Regions from separate parts of the Homo sapiens genome. Here region 2 is linked to region 1. The links are chromatin loops, found by intact Hi-C in ENCODE. Cell type or tissue: ascending aorta. All regions are shown on one strand.

Region 1 (8,000 bases):
ACAAAGCACTTGTGTGTGTGTGTGTGTGCGTGTGTGTGTGTGTGTGTGTGTGTGTTAGGTTTAATGAAGCTCTGGGAAGACCCAGGTTACATCTCAACAATGCAGGCAACTTCAAATAGAATATTAAACAACGATGCCTTACATTCATTAAACAAACAACCATGCCTGACATTTCAGACCACTCAAGTAGTAAGGAGTCTTTCCACTCGCCACTTGAGGCCACTTTAGCCCACTCTCCATTCTCTAACTGGCTTCTCACTTCCTCTTATCCCTCTTACGGCTCTTTCCCATTACTTCCTCTGGCTCTCAACTCTTCTCCCTCTACTGTGCAAAGCAATTCTGTCTCCCCACTTCCATTCCCACGCACTGCTTCAGACCCATCCTGGCACATTCACACTCAGGCAGGTACTCAACAACACATTCCTTTCACATTAAACACATCAACCCCCTTTAAATGTAGTCATATCAGTAAACAGCAACTTCTGTTCTGCATCCTATTTACCGGGCTTTGATTTTAATCCAAAAATTCACTAATATTATGTTGGAGGCCATTTTAATGGACAATAAAATCTTTAAAACCCTCAGATGCCAACTCTGAACTGTGTTTTTCCCTGTGAAGATTTCCTCGGCTGCCCAGGTAGTTAGCTGCTTCTTCTACCTTTGCTCAGAATTTATCTTGTCATGGTGCTAATGATGTTTTCTCTTCCACCAGCCTGAGGATGGGAACTATACCTTATTCATCTCTGTAGCTACATCTGCCTCTATCATATACTAAGCATTTGGTAAATATTTGTCAAATCAATTATTTGATGCCAATCACGTCTGGTTGATGTTGGGTAGCAAATCATTTGGTCCCAGACAGCAAATGCACAAATCCCTACAGAAGTGAAGCCGAAAGGCCAAAAGTTAGAAAGCCATATAGATAGAAAAAAAAGAAAAACATATAGACAGAAAAAACAGAGCTATTCAATGCAGAAAGGTACACCATGTACTTTTGATCATTCAGCTTATTCTGGAGGCAGGCTTCCTTCCAACCTTGACTTTCATAAATTTTGTTCTAGCTGTGCTGCCTCTGGAATTCACAGTGCCCACTTCACTAGACGATGACTCATGCTCACCATGTTCCACATTATTTCCATTTTGATATCATTTGGAGGCACTAGACAAAAAGACTATAAACCAATTCTACAACAAAAGATGGTCTCTCAGTAAAGAGTTTTCACCCACCTCCTCTCTCAGTTGGTTTTCCAAAGAATAATTATAGAGCAAAACTGTAAGCTCACTGAGAATAATAGCTGTATCTAAGTTTCCTTTATATAACATCTTGCACCAACTTGAGCTTAGTAGGTATTCGATACATATTGAATTGCATGGGAATAACCATGAATTCAATTCAGCATGGCAATGACTTCAACAAAATATGTTTACGTGAGTACATATGTATATATGTGTATGTGTGCATATATTCACACATATATACAGAGAGCAAGTGAGACAGCACCTGCATTGTAGGCAATCGTGAGTAGTTGCACTTGATTATTTATTGTCCTACATACACCACACTGTGCCATCTGTTATTCTTTCATTTAATCAACATTTATTAAGTTCCGACACATCAGGAAAAACTATGAATAGAGGAAAAGAGGATGTCTTGTCTCTTTACAGCTGCCTCTAATTTTTCTCTCTGTTGGAGCAGAGAAGAGCAGGAGCAGGTGGAGAAGGTAATACAGCCGCATGACTGTTGGATAATACAGTGTTATTAAAGGGAAGAAGGGATAAATCCCATGCAGCCTCCAGCATCGGGAAGTGCCGAGTGTTGAATGACTAAATGAACACCAAGTCCATGTGCTTTAGGGAGGCTATCAGGCAACCCATCTCAATCTGAGAAAAAGTAATCAATGAGGTAGGAAAACATCCAAAGAATGTGATTTATAAGAAAGACATGCAAGCACCACATATGCGTGATGTAAGTTAACAGCCATAGCCAGCAGGCGATGATGAGTATAATTGAGATGGAGGCGTTTATCAAAACTTGTAAACCTATAATAATTTAGAGCTAAAAGGGCCTCAGCAGTTTTCAGGTGCAACATTTCCCAGTCCTTTTTGGGTCATACACACATAGAAAATGACAATATTTATAAGGCACGCTGAGATAAATGAAGGAGGTTGCTTAGGGTAGAAGGCTATCGGCTCAAGGCCCAGATCAGCTCCCCGAGGGCTGTCAGGAGACAGTAGTTGAAAAGGCCTACTTTAGGCCAGTCTCCTCATTTTGCATGGGAAGAAACTGAATCTTTGCTCAAGATTACTCAGCTAGAAAATCGAAAAAGAGGCAGGAGTAGAGCTTTAAGTTTCTCTCTTAATTGATGCTTTTGCTGCAGCTGACCCTTGAACAACACAGGGGTTAGGGGCACCAACCTCTATGCAGTCAAAAGTCCACGTATAACTTTTGACCCCTTCAAAAACTTAACTATTAATAGCCTACTGTTGGCCAGAAGCCTTACTGATAACACAAACTGTCAATGAACGTATATTTTGTGTGCTATATGAATTATATACTGTATTCTTACAATAAAGCCAGAGGAAAGAAAATGTTATTAAGAAAATCATAAGAAGGATGTATTAGTTGGGGTTCTCTAGAGGGACAGAACTAATAGGATAAATGTATATATAAAGGGGAGTTTATTAAGGAATACTGACTCACATTATCACAAGGTTCCACAACAGGCCATCTGCAGGCTGAGGAACAAGGAAGCCAGTCCAAGTCCCAAAGCTGAAGAACTTGGAGTCTGATGTTCAAGGGCAGGAAGCATCCAGCGTGGGAGAAAGATGTAGGCTGGGAGGCTAGGCTAGTCTACTCTTCACATTATTGTGCCTGCTTTTATTCTTGCTGCACTGGCAGCCGATTAGATTGCATCCACCCAGATTAAGGGTGGGTCTGCCTTTCCCAGTCCACGGACTCAAATGTTAATCTCCTTTGGCAATATCTCACAGACACGCATAGGAACATACTTCACGTCCTTCCATCCAATCAAGTTGACACTCAGTATTAACCATCACAAAGGAGAAACTATATTTACAATTCATTAAGTAGAAATGGAACATCATCATCCTCGTCGTCCTTATGTTGAGTAGGAAGAAGAGGAGGAGTTGATCTTGCTGTCTCAGAAGTGGCAGAGGCAGAAGAAAATCCAGATATAGGTGGACCTGCACAGTTCCAACCCATGTTAAGGGTCAGCTGTACTCCAGTGCTTCTCCAAGTATTGTCCCCAGACCAGCAGCATCGACATCACCTGGGAACATGTCCAAGTGCAAATTATCAGACCCCACCCTCGACCCTACTGAATCAGACACTGGGGGATGGGGTCCCACTCTCTGTGCTTGAACAAGCCCTTAACAAATTATTCATTCTGATGCTCACTCAAGTTTGAGAACTACTGTTGTCATCTGTACTGACTCTCAATGCTGCTATAAGCTACCAGGTTAACATTTAGATTGCCTAACTCAGGGGTTGCACAATGTTTTCTGAAAAGGGCCTGAGAGTTTTGTAGAACAAAAACAGTTATTGGCACCACATAAATGAGTGTGGCTGTGTGCCAATAAAACTTTATTTATTTGCCAAGCTGCCAGAAGTCCCACTTTTCAAAGGATAAGGATGGAATTAAAAGTATTTATTTATAGATTTTCAGGGACATATCTTTCAAAAAGAGAAGTAAACTTTAATTGTACTTCCCTTGTGTCTGTTCTTCACTTAAAATTGCTTACTTCTCTGAGAAATTCAGTACCAATTTAGATATCACTTTATAATCATGTAATACACAAACTCAAATCATTATTTTCACTGGTAAAAAATGAGTTGTGTCTGCATACTGTACATTTTCTACAGCATCTGATTAAGAAGTAGTTAGGACAATAAATAACTAGAGTTTTCTTAAGTCCTTCCAGCTGAAGAATTTGTTGATTTGGGGTTGTTTTGTTTTTGAGATAGAGTCTCACTCTGTCGCCCAGGCTGGAGTGCAGTGGCACAATCTCGACCTACTGCAACCTCCACCTCCCCGGTTCAAACAATTCTCCCTGCCTCAGCCTCCCGAGTAGCTGGGATTACAGGCTGGCACCACCATGCCTGGCTAATGTTTGTATATTTTAGTAGAGACGGGGTTTTGCCATGTTGGCCAGGCTGGTCTCAAACTCCTGACCTCAGGTGGTCCACCCACCTTGGCCTCCCAAAGTGCTGGGATTACAGGCATGAGCCACGGTGCCCAGCCTGAAGAATTTGTTTTGAAAGAGGGTTAGCCTATAAAAATACTTTATTTTGTCTGATTTTTCTTTTTAAAAGGAAGAGTTTTACGGTAAAAGAAGTGAGACTATTCAATTCAGGACAATAAAGCGAGTGGGTGAAGATAATGCTAATCTATTCCTCTTAAAAATAGAACTATGCTTAGAGGAGAAGTTTAAATACTTAATCTGGAATCATGGTGGTTTGGTTAGTCATACCTCCTAGATCTTTACAGCTATAAAAGGGCCCTTAGGAATTATCTAGTCCAACCCTGTCATTTTGCAGATGACTAGGCTGAAACTCAAAGATGCCAAGAGTGACAGCGGTGGCTGCTGTTCCCCAAATATTTGAGATGTTCTTCATTTTCCAGCCTGTCCTCCCACTAACCACACCTTGCCTCCACAGTTAGGTGACAGCCATGTGACCCGTCCCGGCCCATACACTGTGAACAGATGTGACATGCTACTTCCTGGCTGAAATTGTGGCAAGCCAATGTGTCCCTCTCTCTCTCCTTCCCCTCGGTGGCTCCCATGTTGAGATGCTGTAACCACAGCATGAAAGCCACCTGAATTTCCAGATCACCCCATGGAAGGCAGCTGCTCTAGAGGATGGTCCAGCACTCATCAGGTTTTTGTCTTTGTGGTTCACAGCCACAGAGATTTCAAGATGTCCTTGTTCCTGCAGCATAGTTTAGCCTATTCTAACAAACACACTAAGCAACTCACTCAAGTTCAGTCAGCAAGTTAATGGCAGAGCTAGGATTAGAATCCAAATCCCCTGACTGACGAGTCGAGGGCCATACTTCATCACTCACCGAAGAGTCAGGATAGGCTCCACCAAACCGAATCTTAAGCAAAGGAACCAGACAGTTGAAAACGGAAACAGACAAAATGTGGACTGGTAAAGAGGCAGTACCCATGCCTTGAAGTCCAGAATTAGGAGGGGAATGGTCAGGAAGGAAAGAAGCCCCAGTGTTCAACTTTCAACAGAGGACTAGGGAGGCCGAGAGGACAGAGGTGCGATATTGTCCTTGATGGTCTCTTGTTTCCCAATTTATACATTTCCCTCAAGTTGATGACAAGTGCTCCTAGACTCTGTAACCCAGTTAGGGAGTTAAATACCCCAAAAAAGTGCCACCATCTTTTTATTTGTGCACAGCAGCCATCAAATAAACAGGAACCTTGTGCCTCAGACCCAGATTAATTAATTTTTTTTTTAATACGGAGTCTCGCTCTGTCACCCAGGCTGGAGTGAAGTGGCACTATCTCAGCTCACTGCAAGCTCCATCTCCTGGGTTCAAGTGATTCTCCTGCCTCAGCCTCCCAAGCAGCTGAGATTACAGGCGTGCACCACCATGCCCAGCTAATTTTTGTATTTTTAGTAGAAAAAGAGTTTCACTATATTGGCCAGGCTGGTCTTGAGCTCTGGACCTCAAATCATCTGCCTGCCTCAGCCTCCCAAACTGCTGGGATTACAGGCATGAGCCACCGCACCTGGCCCCAGATTAATTTAACACGACATAGTAGAAATTTTTAAAAACAACAAATTGAAAAACAAAATGAGTAATTGGTTGCTAAGCAACATCAGTGCAAAGCTCTTTCTTTCCCTTCAAGAGCATTTGCTGCATCTTTATGAACAAAAGTTAGAGTACTTAGAGCAGGCATATATTTGGTGGTGCCATCAACAGATACCAAACGAATTTTTCCTAAACACAGCATACTGCACTGCGTCAAGCACTTCAGAGTTCTGAACGGCTACCCCCTGTCCATAGGATGACGTTGCCTGTTCTGAATACTCATTTTTCTTTGTACAAACAGGTTAGATGGCCATCTTTTGGAAGTAATCAAAATAAAACAGGAGATTTTGCAAAGTCATGCAAGGACTAGAGGGGGTTAGCTGTGACCTGTCTAGTGTGAGACCCTTTGTCTGGATGCCAAGCAGCTCAAGCTAAAGGTTAGCCCCTCTTTCTCTTATCCCTTCCTGGAAAATGGATGTTTTGCTCCTGAACTGGCCTCTCTAGATGCAGACACTCACTCAAATGTGAACCAAAAGCAAAGCTAACAATGAGCTGAGGGACCACATTTCCAGGTCTGTCTAGACGACTGTCTGCTGACTCACTGGGGCACATGGCCTCCTGCATTGCCCTGCCTTGTTGCCCCTTTCCCCTCCTGCTTTCAGTTTGGCCTCACCCACTGGCCCTGACATGTACCACCACATCTCTTACCTAACATCTATTTTAGACTCAATTCCCCTAATCAAGCTTACCAAAATCCTTAGAACTCATTTCTTGCTGTTTTCTCCCAGCTCCAAACAACAGGGCACCTTTCCTAGCAGCAGGACACCGACGCACTCTAGGAAGTATCATCCAATGTGCAGCTGCCCGACGGACGCCACTTGACCCAAAAGGAAGCAGACAGCAGAATGGACTCTGTAAGCATTTCCATCAGGGATACAGAAAGTTGCTCATCCCAGAGCTCTTAAAGCACCTGTTATGTGTAAGACACTGTTCAGAGCTGTGGATATTAAAACAAAAGAAACAGTTTGATTTTTGAGGAAATAAGACTAACACAAAAGAAGGCAGTGGGGAGGAGCCAAGATGGCCGAATAGGAACAGCTCCGGTCTACAGCTCCCAGCATAAGCGGCGCAGAAGCCGGGTGATTTCTGCATTTCCATCTGAGGTACCGGGTTCATCTCACTAGGGAGTGCCAGACAGTTGGTGCAGGTCAGTGGGTGCGCGCACCATGCACAAGCCGAAGCAGGTCGAGGCATTGCCTCACTCGGGAAGCGCAAGGGGTCAAGGAGTTCACTTTCCTAGTCAAAGAAAGTGGTGACAGACGGCACCTGGAAAATCGGGTCACTCCCACCCGAATACTGCGCTTTTCCGACGGGCTTAAAAAACGGCGCACCAGGAGATTATATCCCGCACATGGCTCGGAGGGTCCTATGCCCACGGAGTCTCCCTGATTGCTAGCAGAGCAGTCTCAGATCAAACTGCAAGGCGGCCTCGAGGCTGGGGTAGGGGCGCCCGCCATTGCCCAGGCTTGCTTAGGTAAACAAAGCAGCCGGGAAGCTCCAACTGGGTGGAGCCCACCACAGCTCAAGGAGGCCTGCCTGCCTCTGTAGGCTCCACCTCTGGGGGCAGGGCACAGAAAAACAAAAAGACAGCAGTAACCTCTGCAGACTTAAATGTCCCTGTCTGACAGCTTTGAAGAGAGCAGTGGTTCTCCTAGCACACAGCTGGAGATCTGAGAACAGGCAGACTGCCTCCTCAAGTGGGTCCCTGACCCCTGACCCCCGAGCAGCCTAACTGGGAGGCACCCCCCAGCAGGGGCACACTGACACCTCACACGGTCCGGTACTCCAACAGACCTGCAGCTGAGGGTCCTGTCTGTTAGAAGGAAAACTAACAAACAGAAAGGACATCCACACCAAAAATCCATCTGTACATCACCATCATCAAAGACCAAAAGTAGATAAAACCACAAAGATGGGGAAAAAAACAGAGGAAAAAAACTGGAAACTCTAAAAAGCAGAGTGCCTCTCCTCCTCCAAAGGAACGCAGTTCCTCACCAGCAATGGAACAAAGCTGGATGGAGAATGACTTTGACGAGTTGAGAGAAGAAGGCTTCAGACGATCAAATTACTCCGAGCTACGGGAGGACATTCAAACCAAAGGCAAAGAAGTTGAAAACTTTGAAAAAAATTTAGAAGAATGTATAACTAGAA
Region 2 (8,000 bases), 55 kb after region 1:
GCTCAAAGAATTTTTAATTTCCATCTTGATTTCACTTTTGACCCAAAGATTATTCAAGAGCAGATTATTGAATTTTCATGTATCTGCATAGTTTTGAGGGTTCCTTTTGTAGTTAATTTCCCATTTTATTCCACTGTGGTCTGAGAGGATACTTGATATAATTTCAGTTTTTTTTAAATTGACTGAGACTTGTTTTGTGACCTATCGTATGGTCTACTTGGAAAATGTCCCATGTGCTGAAGAAAACAATGTATATTCTGCAGTTGCTTGGTAGAATGTCTTGTGAATATCTGTTAATTCCATTTGATGTAGGGTATAGTTTAAGTCCATTGTTTTCTTGTTGACTTTCTGTCATGATGTCCTGTCTAGTGCTGTCAGTGGAGTATTGAAGTCCCCCAATATTATTGTGTTGCTGTCTATCTCATTTCTTAGGTCTAGTAGTAATTGTTTTATAAATTTGAGAACTTCAGTGTTAGGTGCATATATATTTAGGATTATGATATTTTCCTGTTAGACTATTCCTTTTATCATGCCCCTCTTTGTCTTTTTTTAGACCATCCATATCATCTTACCAATGATTTTTAAAGAACAAGAACAAGAAGACCAGAATATATCTGATTGCAACATGCTTAGTCATAATTGCAATAGTCACAATGATCACAATTCTACCTGCAGAGATTTTTTTCTTTCATTTGATTTTAGTCTACCATATTTTAAACACAGAGAACCTGTTTTCTATGTGTGAGCCCAAGTGTTAGACTGTTTGTGGCCCACATGCTCACAGTGTAGTTACCTGATGGACGGGGTAAACCTTCTTCTTAAGGTGAGACAGCCCACAGGCAGGATCACCTCCACAACCACCTTATGCAACTCTGACCATGCTCCCAACTCATTCCACAATCTGGCCTTTGGGGTAGGAGTAATACATGATAAAATTTGGAGTTAGGAAGAGGGTAGATAGGAAAATGAGAAGATGAAAAATGGGTCAGGGCAGGGAGGAGGAAAGAAAAGGGCAGGGGAGGGACCATTCCAGGGAAAATTGTACCTACTCACAATGGGAGGGAAGAAATATTTAAATAAGCAATAGCCAAATTTTTCACTGTTGTTTATTCCCTCTCCCAAGTATACATTTATTCACCTGGGCCCAAAATACACAAACTGCTATTTTAGAATAGCCTATAAAAAGAGTTTTCTGCCAAATTCAAAAACACTGTGCCCATGATCTAGGTTAGACCATGTATCTGCGTATATTGTTTTTATTTTGCCATTTTCAATAACACAAGCCCCAAGACATAATATCTTTTGTACTCCTTCAGAAGTGCATTGGCATATTCTGCCTTTCTAATGTGTCTTAAACACTACCAGAAACTAGACGAGGTTGATTTATTTGAGTCTCTGACTGTGCAAGCTCCAAAGAGTCTTTGATGGAAACAATTTGACTTTGGACTTACGGGGAAACTGACAGGCTCAGTTCCATCCACTGGATTGTAAGTTCCTGTAGAGAATTCTCAAATATATTTTTGATCAGCATCTGCTTTGATGTGATCTTTGCAGGAGTAAAGGAAAAGGAATGGAGGGAGGTTGGGAGGGTAAAAGGGAGAGAGAAAAGGAAGAAGGGAGGGTGTAAGGGAGGTCTTGACAAGAACGTTGATGGCCCACATTGGAGATGAGAATGACGCATGGCCAGCTATGGTTTTGACATCAATCAATAGATTATCATTGGCCCGTTTGTGACAGCTGCTCTATTTACACTGCACCCCCACTCCTTAGCCCACACAGGGCCCAGTGTAATGTTCTGAATGGTGGCTCATTATTTAACCACCCTCCAGGCACAGCACTCAATGAGACACTGTTCCAGCTCTCTCAGAGTTTCTCCTCCAAAGGAAAGAGAAATGAACATTGATACCAGCCCAAAAACACACACAGTTCTATTGAACACACAAATATAAATTCATACACACTCAAATGCTCTCGCTTTTCTGCCGTCATCTCTACTTTCATTATTGAGCCAGCACTGGAGAATTAGAAAAGGGTCTCCATCCCTCTGGATGGACAAGCCCCACAGCCTTGGGAGTCTACACAACTGTTTATGGTGGCCCTATTAATTATAGACATTCTACACATCTAGAATCCAAGAGAAGAGAATTTAGGGTTTATTCTAGATGCTGAAGAGTATGTATGGTAATATCCTTGGATACCTTTTCTGTTATTTTACAAGAAAAAAAAAAAGGAGGGAGGGCTAGAAACTGAACACTCCTTTGTATTTTTTTAAAAAAACATGCTATCGAAGGTTCTCAACGTTAAAAGAATTTTTTGTTAATATTTTAAGTGCCTGTCTAGGCACATGTGTTTGCTAATGGATATTTCTACTTAATCCAAATGACAGAGTTCTACATACCTCATAAAGAAAAGTCATTCTATTTTGATGCTGTATTTACTAACTCAGAAACCTGACATTTCTGGAGGAGCTGTGCCAAGTAATTTCATGATGATAAATTTTATAAGACAAAATACTGTTTTCTACACAGCTCAGGTATAATTTAAAAGGAAGATAAACAGTTCCAACATTTAATGGGTAAACAAATGTGGCAGAATAATTTATTGAGATATTAATTTGTGATTTTTTGGTCTTGCTCCTGCAGGAGTCTGAAAAAATATAAAAGTATTGTCATTTGCCCAGGCAAGAATGTGGGCATGTTATGAGTCCAAATTCCTTCTATTATTTACAGTGTCTCATTTTAAGGCCTGAAAGCAAAGCTGCCAAGCAACCTTCAAAGAGAGAGCTACAGCTCCAGAGAGTAAGTTATCAAGGGCCTATCCTAGAGCAGGGCTGGGTCAGGGGAGGATGGAAGGAGAAGTTCCCCAGGATATCATAAGGGATGGAGTTGGGGTGAATCTATAAGTGGAAGGGATCCGTTTACCAAATGCTCACAGAATTCCAAGAGGTATAGAGGGACCAGGAATATCTGAAAAAAAGTAGTCTTCAGGTTTCCCTAAACAGCTTCATATGGACTACCTTGGTCATGAGTAACCAATGTTGAGAAACCAATGTTGCAATCTCACTCCCACTCCCACTGTTACCCTCAGCCATGAGAATCCGAAACCATTCTTGGTCTAGGTATCACTCCCCAGCGGTATGTTTTGCTAAATAATCTTGGGTTTAATTATAATATTGGTCACAAATTATTTGCTTTGGCCCATGGGACACAAGTGGAAACTTGAATAGTGCTTGCTTATTTTGATTTCATCATTTCTTGCTGCTTCTGGAACACAGTCCCCCAGTAATCTGGGATAGCTGAGTCATACTGGACAGACATAGCCCTATTGCCCACACCACCAGGGCCAACAACCAGACATGTGAGAGAGGTCTGGGACTGACAAACCCCCAGGTGACCCATCCTGCTATGGGCTGAATGTTTGTGTTCCTCCAAAATTCACATGTTGAAACCTAATCTCCAATGTGATTATATCAAAAGATGGGGCCTTTAGAGGTGATTAAGTCGTGGGAGCACAGCCTTCGTGAATGGAATCAGTACCCTTATAAATGAGGCCCCACAGAGCTAACAAGCCCCTTCCACCATATGAAGACACAAAAAGAAATTACCATTTATGAGTAACAGGCCCTCAGCAGGCACCACATATGCCAGAGCTCTGACCTTGGACTTCTCAGCCTCCAAAATTGTGAGAAATAAATTTCTGTTGTTTATAAGCCACCCAGTTTGTGGTATTTTTGTTATAGCAGCCCAAATGAACTAAGACAGAGATTGGTACTGAGGAGTGGGGGTATTGCTACAACAAATATCCAAAAATGTGGAAGCAGCTTTGGAGCTGGTTAATGGGTAGAGACCGAAAGGATTTTGAAATGTATGCTAGAAAAAGCCACATTGCCACGAAGATACCTTAAAGGGAGGTTCTGATGAGAGCTCAAAAGAAGAGGAAGATGTAGAGAAAGCCTCAATCTTCTTAGAGAATATCTAAATATTTATGAGCAAAAAAATTCATAGAAATACGGACAGTAAAGGCCATTCTGAAGAGGTCTCAGATGTAAATCGGGAACATAATATTAGAAACTCATAATATTGGAAGCTCAGCTTTGTTATATAGTGACAAAGAACTTGGCTGAATTGTGTTTGTGCCCTTGTGTTTCATGGAAGATAGAACTTGTGAATGAAATCAGACATTTGGCTGATGAAATATCTAAGCCAAGTATTAAGGAGTAGCATGGCTTCTATTGAGTGCTTATGGTGAAATGCAAGAAGAGAAAAAAAATAAAGTCAATTTCATAATCAAAAAGAAAGCAGAACTTAATGATTTGGGAAATCCTCAGCCTATCTCTATGGGGTAAAAGGAGAAAACGTGCTCTGGAGAGAACACTAAGGTTGTGGCCAGGCAATCTTTTGATAAAGAGATGAGTATGAATTACCCAGGTGATGTTTATCAAAATGATGGAAGTATGACCTCTGGGCATTTTGGAGATTATCAGTGCTGCCTTCCATGACCTGCCAAGAGTGACAAAATGTAGGGACCAGCCAAGAGTGACAAAATGTAGGGGACAGAACAATGTCAAAAGAGGGGCCCTGAGCTTCTACAGAGCCTCACTCAGTGCTTGCTCAAGTTTGCTTGCTTAATGCTTTCACCACCTCAAGTATCTGCTCCCCAGATTCTGGTGTGATGCTCTTTGGCAGCCTCAGGTGTGGCTCCAGGAGGCCAAGGTGTGATTCAAGACACAGTGGCTGTCCCTCTAAAGGGCATGGGCAGTAAAACTGGGCAGCCACCACACAGTGCCATCTCCATAGATGTGCAGAGTGCATGAGCTGTGGGGACATGGCTGTCTCCACCTAGATTTCAAAGGATGCCCTGAAGAGCCTTTGGGCCCCATCAGGGAACCACAACAGAGAGCCCCCAAAAGGGCAATGCCTAGTGGAGCCATGAAAGTAGGGCTACTCATAGCCTTGGATGCTCAACACCTGCCTGGCAATGCTGCAGAGTCTGGACCCCTGTCCCACGGGCTGAGAGGCACAACATTGAATCAAAGATGACTTTGGAATCCTAAGCTTTAATGCTATTTGCCTTGTTGGGTTTTGGACTCACTTGGGACCTGTCATCCCTTCCTTCTTTCCTGTTTCTCCCTTTTGAAATGGGAATGTCTATCCTATGCCTCTCCTACTATTGTATTTTGGAAGCGAATAACATGTTTGATTTCACAGGTTCACAGCTGGAGAACAATTTGTCTCAGAATGAATAGTACTTTGAGCTTCACCTATATCTGATATAGGTGACATTTAAATAAGACTTTGGACTTAAATTTTAAAGTTGATGCTAGAACAAGTTGAGACTTTGGGGGCTACTGGAATAGAACGAATGTATTTTGCATGCAAGAAGGACATTGTTTTAAGTGGTCTAGGAGTGGAATGCTAAAATGTTTGTGTTCCCCAAACTAATATGCTGAAATCTAGTCCCCAGTGCAATAGTATTAAAAGGTTGGGCATTTAGGGAACAATTAGGTCATGGGGGGGACCTAATGTGTCATGAATGAAATTCATGCCCTTATAAGAGAAGCCTCAGAGAACTCCCTTGCCCCTTCCACCATGTGAGGATGAAGCAAAAAAGTCTCCATCTATCATCTAGAGAGTGAGACTTCACCAGATGCCATATATGCTGGTGCCTTCATCATGGACTTTCCAGCCTCTAAAACTGTAGGAAACAAATTTCTGTTGTTTATAAGTCACCTCGTCTGTGGCATTGCTATAGTCACCTGAACAGATTAAGACACATACCCAGGTGACCCAGCTGTACAGCCACATGAGAGAGGTCAGACAAGACCAGTGGAAGAACCATCCTGCTGAACCCAGGCCACACTGACAATCCATGGAATCATGAGCTAAGTTAGGGCATGGTCTGTTATGCAGCAATAACTGATTCAGAGTTTTAGCAAGAGAATGGTGTAGGTACCCTTCTACTCCAATAGCATCACATAACTCATGCTAAGTCCCTCCTACATTAACTGCTACCACGGGAGCAATGCAAAAGCCCAAGTTCCAAATTAGCCAGGGACCTCTTCTGAGTTAACACCTTTTTCAAGTCACAACATGCTTTTGAGCACAGGTTTTCCTTCCAGAAAGCCAGGTCAGAGCACGCATCAGTGCTGACACCTTCAGACTCAAAACCACTGTCCTCTCTTCCTCCCTCCTCACTCTGGCCTGCCTTCATCCCATTGGCCCTATCAATTTCCAAGACTTTCCTGAAAATGGGCCTTGAACAGAACCCATCTGGTCAACCACAATAGCTTTACCTTAATTCTGAGTCTTAGGATTTTATGAATTGACATGTGTTCCCCTAATATTTATATGTTGGCATCCCAACCTCTTGTACCTCCGAATGTAGCCTTATTAGGAAATAGGGTCATTGCAAATATAATTAGTTAAGATGAGGTCATACTATAGTAGGTGGGCCCGTAATCCAATATGACTGGTCTCCCCATAAAAAGGGGAAATGTGGGCACATCAACACAGGAAGAACACCATGTGAAGATAAAAGAGATCAGGGTGACACTCCTATAAGCCAAGGAATGCCAAAGATTGCCAGCAAGCCAATAAAAACTAGGTGAGAGGCATGGAACAGATCTTCCATAGCACCTTCAGAGGTAGGATGGCCCTGCCAACACCTTGATATTGGACTTCTAGCCTCCAGAATTATAAGACAGTAAGTTTCTTTTGTTTAAGATGCCTAGTTTGTAGTACTTTGTTATAGCAGCCCTAGCAAACTAATACACAGAAAGAGGGTTTTAGGGGTCTCAGTTTCTTACCAACCAGGAGATCCCTGAATTATTTATACAAATTACTAGTCTCTTTCCCAGCTCCCTGGTCTGCTAAGTTATGTAAAATAAAAGACCCTGTCAAACACTTTCCCCAGGTCAATGCCTATGGACTAGCCGTGCACATAAGTTATTTTTTTAAAGTAATTCTACTAAAGGTCTCCTATATACAAGGAAATAATGTCATAAATTTTCTCAAATTTTACAGCAACAAATAGATGTCACTTTACATATACTATCAATTTAAGTATATACATTACAAGTTTGCTTTGTTTAACTACAGATTGTTTGATCCCGGAAACATTGGAGGAACAAATCTTAATGGCATTTAACGATGCCAAATTTGAATGCCTCATTTGATAAATCAGAATTTTTCTGAGCAAATTATTTGTTTCAGCATTTGCTTATACTATGCACATATGGATATCTGAAATACATCCCTATGAAACAAGAAAAAATATAAATGGATTAATTAAGGAGTTGACTCAAGAAGTTAAAAAAAGTAACAAAGTAAGCCAAGGGAAAGTAGAAAAAATGAAAACATTAATACATTAAAAAAGAGATCTCATATAATTGATAAGTATACATGAGCTATTATTTTCTTAAGAAAAAATGAAGCTATATTTAGCCTTTTTTTCAATGAGAAAGAAGAAAGAAAAAATAGTAATGGCAAAGAGAAGAGTACCACAGATACAGAATAAATTAAAGACTTAAGGGTCTTAACTCTGTCTATAGCTCTGTAAATACATTTGAAAATATGAGTAAAATGAGTACCTCTCTTCTTAGAAAATTAAAATTACCAAACTTGATATCATAACAGAAATCTTGTCCTCACAGATCTGTATCCTTAAAAGAAATTAAAATCTTTTGTCAAATGATCTCTTCCTGACAAAAATGCGTCAGTCCTGAAATTTTCCAATGTGAATTCTCACAATCTTCCAGATTTGAATTCCAATACTATGTACACTTTTTCAGAGACTACAGGAAGCAGGAACATTGCTGACTCATCTTTTAAAGAGCAAAAATAAGACTTTCACTTCTGCCCATAGTGGAGTAATAAATAGAAAACAAAGTCACCCTCTCACCTGAACAAAAACAAGAAAAACAAAGCAACAAAATATGTAAAACAATAGCTTTGAAGACACTGGACATCAGGCAATGAAGGAAGGTGATCCCTGGGAGTTGG

What was found. Hi-C counts contacts between places; a loop is a spot of excess contacts. Peaks named below come from ENCODE experiments on the same cell type or tissue, not always from the same donor. Only the 100,000 strongest peaks of a DNase experiment are listed, where the experiment ranks them.
Region 2: a loop joins it to region 1, with 1.9 times the contacts of the local background. A loop is called at or near these places in 3 of 110 quality-filtered maps.

Annotation. Positions count from the first base shown.
Region 1 is chr13:97,723,558-97,731,557 of GRCh38, forward strand. No RefSeq gene overlaps it. Among named protein-coding and RNA genes, the nearest start is that of IPO5, 230 kb to the right of the region's middle. RefSeq lists an enhancer at 6,065-7,264. In ascending aorta, no CTCF peak of the experiment used is centred here; DNase peaks (open chromatin) are centred at 1,083 and 3,414; H3K27ac peaks cover 2,879 bases.
Region 2 is chr13:97,778,892-97,786,891 of GRCh38, forward strand. No RefSeq gene overlaps it. Among named protein-coding and RNA genes, the nearest start is that of IPO5, 170 kb to the right of the region's middle. In ascending aorta, no CTCF peak of the experiment used is centred here; DNase peaks (open chromatin) are centred at 2,802 and 3,330; H3K27ac peaks cover 3,580 bases.